Linked DNA regions of Homo sapiens: all the other regions are linked to region 2. Evidence: chromatin loops called from intact Hi-C (ENCODE). Cell type or tissue: IMR-90. All regions are shown on one strand.

What was found. Hi-C counts contacts between places; a loop is a spot of excess contacts. Peaks named below come from ENCODE experiments on the same cell type or tissue, not always from the same donor. Only the 100,000 strongest peaks of a DNase experiment are listed, where the experiment ranks them.
Region 1: it touches region 2 in a loop (2.0-fold over the local background); 4 of 110 quality-filtered maps call a loop at or near these places.
Region 3: it touches region 2 in a loop (16-fold over the local background); 2 of 110 quality-filtered maps call a loop at or near these places.

What each region holds. Positions count from the first base shown.
Region 1 is chr5:78,504,081-78,506,580 of GRCh38, forward strand. The region is part of intron 4 of LHFPL2 (LHFPL tetraspan subfamily member 2); the gene reads right to left. Among named protein-coding and RNA genes, the nearest start is that of LHFPL2, 140 kb to the right of the region's middle. RefSeq lists an enhancer at 790-1,298. In IMR-90, no CTCF peak of the experiment used is centred here; a DNase peak (open chromatin) is centred at 1,001; H3K27ac peaks cover 1,072 bases.
Region 2 is chr5:78,594,231-78,596,730 of GRCh38, forward strand. The region is part of intron 2 of LHFPL2 (LHFPL tetraspan subfamily member 2); the gene reads right to left. Among named protein-coding and RNA genes, the nearest start is that of LHFPL2, 53 kb to the right of the region's middle. In IMR-90, a CTCF peak has its summit at 1,140; a DNase peak (open chromatin) is centred at 1,091; H3K27ac peaks cover 1,111 bases.
Region 3 is chr5:78,746,501-78,749,000 of GRCh38, forward strand. All of the region lies in intron 3 of LOC124900191 (a long non-coding RNA gene), which reads right to left. Among named protein-coding and RNA genes, the nearest start is that of LHFPL2, 99 kb to the left of the region's middle. In IMR-90, no CTCF peak of the experiment used is centred here; a DNase peak (open chromatin) is centred at 1,461; H3K27ac peaks cover 949 bases.

The sequences.
Region 1 (2,500 bases), 90 kb before region 2:
TGGTATTTTAAAACTGATTCAGACACGGAACTGTTGGACCTGACTTCTGGTGGAGCATCATCTGTCTGGACAGCCAGAAACCAAGAGCCTCCCTTTGGCAGCCAGAAGTCCTCAGGGCCTTGTGCTCACCAGGAACAAAAGGAAGGGCTGTTCCCTCTACTCTCCCCATGCCTCTTTGAGGGTGTTCTGAAGGTGGGCAACCAAGGTCACACCACCCCAGAGAAAGCCCGGTGACTTTTTCAGGAGAAAAATTCTGAGGCAGGGCTCCATGTGTGCCAGGCATCTCCGTCCATCTCCCTATGCTTCCCAAGCCCCTGTTCTGATTTCTCTCCTCTCAGTGGCTGACCTTGTCTTTTGGGCCTGAGAGTGAATGAGTAGGGCATGAGATCAGTCATGGGGTTGGGCTATGGTCATAACCTTGATGCTTAAGGTGATTTTTTACCCTGTGTAAAAAGCAGTAAGAATACCAAATCCTGGAGAGTGATCAGCTGCATTTCGTATGCCCACCCATACTTCCATGCATCAGATTTATGACAAAAGCAATTATATAAGCAGCAAAGGCAAAACCCCCACGTGTCTGTCTCTGCTTTTCCTTTTATTGCTTTTTTTCATGTTGTCCTCTTTCACCCTCAATCATTGCTCACTTCCAAGAAGGCTGAGCCTGCATACACCAGGCCCTTCACCGCCACTGCCAGCGCCATTCCCACGACCACACACCCTTCACCCCAGCCCTGCAGAGGCAGGGTTCAGCCCCAGGGCAATCTATCTGGTCAGACTGGTGGGGCAGCTTGCTAAGGCTGTCCTGCTGGACTGAGACCCATGCAGGCAGAGGGCTGGAGGGAGTAGAGTGTGAGAGCCAGCCCAGCATAAAGGGAAGACTGGAAGATAGCAGGCAGCTGGCCGGTGGCTCATGCTTATGGCAGTCCCTGTGGAATAGGCCCAGCCAGCACAAGTGAGCCAAATCCTGAGCTCAGTTTAATGGCTTCGGTCCCAAACCTGAGTCACTGGGGATTCCATGGACTTCTAAGAGAGCCCTACACGCATTTCCAAAAACAAACTGCTTGATGTTGTCATGGAAAACCTGGATCTTTGCATTCTATGGTTTCACGATGGATTACATCCAGGTCACAACCTAAGGAAGACAGCTGGCAAAAAGCCAACCCTGCTGGCTGATCACCCGGCTTTTGTAATGAATCCCAGAGGGATGCAAACTGATGTGTGTTGCTGCCTCTGCCAAGTCCTTGGACAAGTTCTCACCTCATGAAGACTAATCAACCTGTGATTTACTCCGCCAGGAGAATCTCAGAAGCCACCTGCAATCAACACTCAACGGCTAGAAGCTGCCTCCAGAAAGAGAAGGAATGGAAAATGTGTGTGTCAGGGGAAGGGGAGGGGGAGGAAGGAGCTCTGTTTTCTTGTCAATTTGACTGCTCTCTCCTGCCTTTTAAAAAAATGATCTGAGGACACCCCTGGTTACACCAAAGCCACAGGACTGCTGTGCACCCTGAGCTCCAACACAGGCAGGCTCTTAAGGACAGGGAAGGCCCCTACACACTGTATTTGTGTTTGATTGGAACAGAGTAAGGTCAATTCTAAAAGCTACAAGATATCCCTGTTCCGTAGAATGCAACAAATCCGGGAAACAAATAATATACTAAAACTTGCCAAGAAAGCAGAAATACTTTGATAATGATTCTATAGCTACCATTTATTATTTACTGTGTGTTAAGCACTATGCTTAAGCCTTTCTCATATATTATCTAACTTAATCCTCAGAACAGTCCTGAGGTATAAACCTATTGTTATGCCCATTTTACAAGTGAGAAAACTATGGTTCAGAAAAGTGAGGCAAATTGGTCCGTGTTTCACAGGCACATTCAGGTGAGGCCTGAACCCTCATTACTGAGTGAGTGCTGAATGTCAAGGACATGTGCACAGTATTTAGAAAGTATCAGCCGGGTGTCCACCTAATGGTGCCCTGAAGGCAGATCCTGCTATCTGGATTCACATAACAGGCAATGATTATATTTCATTACTGCTTAAGTTAGCCCAGAGTTTGGGATTTCCATTGAAGTAGCAGATTCTTTCACACCCAGTTTCTAAACTCAGAATATCAAGATTTTGATTATTTATGCTGTGTTTTTTTATAGACAGTGAAGGCTACACAAGCCTGTGGCCTATTTATATCTTAAAATTAGGTGTAGCAAAAGAATATGCTTACGATCATTTCTCATCCAGTCACATTTTTGCCAAAATGTAAGTTGTAAGAACAAACACAGCCTGAGTGTATTTCTAAAGAATCCTTTTGTTGCTCTGGCAACAGCCTCCTTTCTCACCATTTGTTTCAGTGTTGAAGAGATCCAGGGCTGAGGGAGAGGGGGCATAGGGAGAGAAAAGGCAGATGCTCCCAGCTGCAGCAAGTCCTTGCTGAGGCTGGGGCTGACCAGAGGCTATCACAGATTGGCCAACGGGAGAAAGCAAGCCAGCCCTTTCAGATGCC
Region 2 (2,500 bases):
TCGGCCCTATGTAGCATGTTAACTCTGTTCCCCTATTTTTAGGGGGAGAGGCAGCATAGCTTTGTATAGACATCCTCCGACTCAACTTGGGCAGGATGTCAGCTAACTGTGTGGCCTTGGACACATTAATTAACTATTAGCTATTCACTGTATCTGTAATATACGCTGTCTAATGTATCTGTAAGGGTTAAATCAAGTTTCTAGCACATACATAATAGATAGAAGCTATTATTCACCCAGGTGAAAGCTCTAAAAACAAGCAGCTGACACACAGCCACCATCTAACAAATTAATCAAAATCCTGTAATAAAGTAATAGTGGCTATAAGCTTAAACTGGCACACAGCAGTCAGTTCATAGCCAGAGCCCTACAAATCATGAACAGTTCCTTCACTACACTGTTTGGGTAGGGATTCTATAATTTTTCCTAAGTGTTCCCCTGGGATAAGAACCAAGACACAAGAAAGAGAAAAGGGACAAACTTACAAGTTAGCAGAATGTTTTACTTGAAAACACAGTGCAAAAGTTGAAGGTAAAAAAACTTGACATTTTATAATAGTCTTTGTTTGATTCTAGAAAGCCAAACAGTCCCTAATTACTAAATCACATATAGAATGGACATAGCCGCCAACGACCAAAGAAAGAATATAAATTGCATGTCACATCTCAACTTCAGAGAGAAACCATCTGATGTGGCTAGCCTTCTGAGTGGGTGCTAGCACTGTGTTCTTTCCTTGCTCTTAGAATAGAGTCTGGGGACCAGCCTGGCTGGCCTAGCTATCTCTCAGGGACCAGATAGCAAACTTTGTACCCTGTGTGTTTCGAATTCACACTCAAGAATGTGAAAATAATCAGCTATGCCATCTCAACATGCACTGATGAACAGTTTTCAGGACTGCTTCAAACCAGGAACTAAGGTAAAATAACAAGTTAGACAAGCCATGTGCAGACATCCCGCCTCCAGTCAGGACGTGGGGATTCTCCTTCCTGGAGACAGACTATATTTTTACAACAGGCTTTTCTATTTTCCTTACAGATTGCTTCAACTATAACAGCACAAACCAAACATCTGAAATAATGAGTCATACTGGCTTGAATCCGAAGCACCAGGTCAAATGCAGTTTAAGCCACGTCAGTGCTTAAAGGCAACCCTCATGTGGTGAGTGGACAGATTTCTGCCACCAGAAATCTATAAGCCCTTTCCACCTAGGTGAACAATGTCTCAGTGTGGGAGGCAAGACAAGTGTTTCTAGCTGTTCAGGACCAGGCTAGGAGAATCTTCTTTCTTCCTTTCCTTTTTTTAGACAGGGTCTCACTCTGTCACCCAAGGTAAGTGCAGCAGCGTGACCACTGCTTACTGCAGCCTTGAACTCCTGGGGTCAAGCAATTCTCCCGCCTCAGCCTCCGGAACAGCTGGGACTACAGGCTTAAGCCACTACACGTGGCTAATTTTTTAAAATTTTTTTTGTAAAGGCAGGGTCTCACTATGTTGACCAGGCCTGTCTTGAACTCCTGGCCTCAAGCAATCCTCCTGCCTTTGCCTCCCAAAGTGCTGAAATTATAGGTGTGAGCCACTGCAGCACCCAGCTGTTCCTTCTTTCTTAAATTGCCTCTCTTTGGAGGGGATTCCTGATGAGGAAAAAACAAAAAAGAAACTCAAAAACTTACAGCATTTTTTCCTATAAGCATTCTGGTAAAGGGGAGTCCAAGAGAAAGGAGGTTTAAATGAACAATAATGGTATTAAGTAGCATTACAAATATTATTTGTGGATTTAAGTTAAATTTGTTCTTGATTCTATGAAATATGAAAGTCAAAACATTCTTTCATCAGTTAAAAAAAGCAGCCCTCTCTGCAGCTGTTCTAGACCGAAGATGACAAAGTTTATAATAAATTATAAGCAACCCTCATGACATCTAAATTATACATTTATTTTCCTCCTTCACAATATCATTATAATGTCTCCAATTAAAGCCCGACAAATTTTGGAAATTGAATTGAAAAGATATACAGTTACAAGAACTTCTCAAGAAAGATGCAAGGAGAAAGGGTCCTCATCCCAAAAGATTGGACTTGCAGGAAACACAAGCTCACATCATCCTACAGAAGGTAAGCAGCTGCCTAGAGGACGACCTTTCTGATAAAAGAGTAAAGCATGCAGGCATGAACGAATCAATGAACATTTGAATGAAATAGCCCTGGGATCACAAAGTTCCAAGAATATTTTTCATGAGTCTCACAGTGCCCAGTTTTCCTTTAACATAAGTCTGTCTTACCTTTTCTAAGACATACCTAATGTGATAAAGAGAAACCTAGTAAAAATGATTGACCTTCCTTGGCAATCTTTGTGACTCTTACCTATTCATTCCAACTCTGCTTAGGGATAAAAGTGTCACGTGCCTGTCTGAAATTGTCTCCTATAGCCATGTCTGAATTATCCAAAAGTCAGGACACCTCCCCGCCATGGTCCCAGAACCCAGCTAGGAACCCAGAAAAGCAATCT
Region 3 (2,500 bases), 150 kb after region 2:
CAGGGCTGCCTCTAGAAGCCACATTTCTTGGACTTGAGATTTGAACCTTGTCAGGAACAAAGCAATTAACTGAGTTCCCCGTAAGTTGGCCGGACAAGTGAAGTGAGCTGGAAAATTGAGGTAATTTTCTGGACCAGTCAGACTAGAAACAAAAAATAAATGTAAAAGCAACCCAGCTTCAACTTTCTGGATCTTTCAGTAAAATAATTTCAGCCCAAATGATCTGGAGAATTGCCTCCATTTTATGTTGTATTGTGGACACAGTCTTAGGGAATCCATTTGCCCCCCCAAACCGGACATCTCTACCTTGAATGCACTTTTATAAGAAGTGCTTCCTGGTTTCCCCATTTTTTTTTTCATAATCTATGTAGAGGATAGAATCATTCCTACTTTTTCTTCCCCAAGCAATGCTTGCACATGGTCACAGTTGGAAGCCGTAACAAGCAGGATGGAAGAAATCACATCCTATTCACAGCTAACAGGTGAACCTGCAAATTAATTAACTGGTGGAAATGCTCAAAACAAGTCGTTAAGGAGCCAGGTAATGTTTGTGGATGAGCTGCGTGCAGGTGGGCTGGCCATAGCCATGGCCCAATTCCTCACACGCGTCTGGGCGGTCCAGAGGGCGGGGTAAGGGGCAGGGAAAAGGGCAGTCGGGAACTTTTTTTCCTTGGCAGCCCATCTGCTGAGGTCACAAACAAGCCACACTCCAGCTGCTCTGCCATCTCGGCCTTGTGGGTGGTCTCTCATATACTCGACCAGCCACACAACACAGCCCACCCCCTGCTTATGGCCTCTGCCAGAGTATTTATTAGGAACCGTGCCTTCTTGGAACACTAAATAGCTAGGCTTCATAATTAAAGACTTCATTAGTTACTTGTTGCGAATTTCCATGGCTAATGGGACTCAGGGCTGCATTATTTATGGCATTGGAAGGCTTCCCATCAATCAATCTCAGATCTCCTCTTTTGCCAGGTGCCCACCACACACCCCCTCCCCACAAGTCTGCCAGCAGGATGGGAGGTAGTCAGTGCCATGGTTAACAGGAAAAAAACTCCCAGGGTCTCCACACTGGTCTGCATGAATTCATAGTGAGGCCAAAACTAGGCTGGGAAATGGAGCAAATCTGATGCCCATTTATCATCTTTTAATTGTCTTCTCTTCTTGCTCATCTCATAAGGGGGCATTTCAGCAGATGAGGCTGAACTTGCTCCATGGCCTGTCTTTCAAGATTGTCACTCTAGGGATTATTTTAGAAGCTCTTTGGGGCAGAAGAATGGAGACCTTTAGAGAAAAGGAGCTAAGAAATGCGTTCAGAGCTGCCAAGGAAGCTGGCAGAATACGATCATGAGATCAGTACATTTTTCCTTGAAAGAGTCATTGTGTGGCCTAGTTTGAGAAAAAGCTTTCTTTTCTAATTCCTACTGCATGAGAGAATGCATAATATCAACACAGCTGATATTTGATTACTACCTCATTTCAGGGACTATTCTAAGCTCTTTACCCTCATTCTCTCATTTACTCCTTATGCAGTAGCTCTACACCACAATCTGTTCTCCTCTTCCAAGAGTCGTAGCTGGAACATGGCTGTCCAGCCTGGGACTGCATTCCTCGGTCACCCTGGAAGCCAGGTGAGGACATGTGACCACACTTTCACCAATGGAAGCTGAGCAAGGGCCTGCCAATCTCCAGCCAGAGCTTTTAGAAAGCAGGCTGCCTCTTTGATGTTCCTTCCTCCTTTCCTGTTAGCTGAGCTGGTGGAACATGGAGTGGTCTTAAAACACAAGTTGGGCAGGCTTCGTAGCTTACGCTTGTAGTAATCCCAGCACTTTGGGAGGTCAAGGTGCGCAGAAAATGAGGTGAGGAGTTTGAGACCAGCCTCACCAACACAGTGAAACCCCGTCTCTACTAAAAATACAAAAATTAGCTGGGTGTGGTGGCAGGCGCCTGTAATCCCAGCTACTCGGGAGGCTGAGGCAGAATTGCTTGAACCTGGGAGGCGGAGGTTGCAGTGAGCAGAGATCACGCCACTGTATTCCAGCCTAGGCAACAGAGCTAGACTCCATCTCAAAAACAAACAAACAAACGAACAAACAAAAAACACAAGTTGTTTATCAGAGTTGGTGTCCAAGCCACTCACCATTCCAGAGCATCCATCCTGGGTGGTTTTGTGACAGAAATAAACTGCTTGCTCCTTAGCTTGCTACATGTTAGGGCTCTTTATTAGAAAGCTTATCTTACTACCCTAGCATACTTTGCAACAACCCTCCAATGTAAGTTTATTTATTTTAATATTTTTTAGAGACAGGGTCTTTCTCTCTCATCCAGGCTGAAGTGTTGTCACACCATCATAGCTCACTGTAGCCTCAAACTCCTGGGCTTAAGCCACCCTCCCGCCTCAGCCTCCTGAAGCACTGGGATTGCAAGCGTGAGCCATTAAGCCTGGCCTTTAAATGAAACAAACAAACAAAAAACAACCCATTTTACTGCATTTACAAAA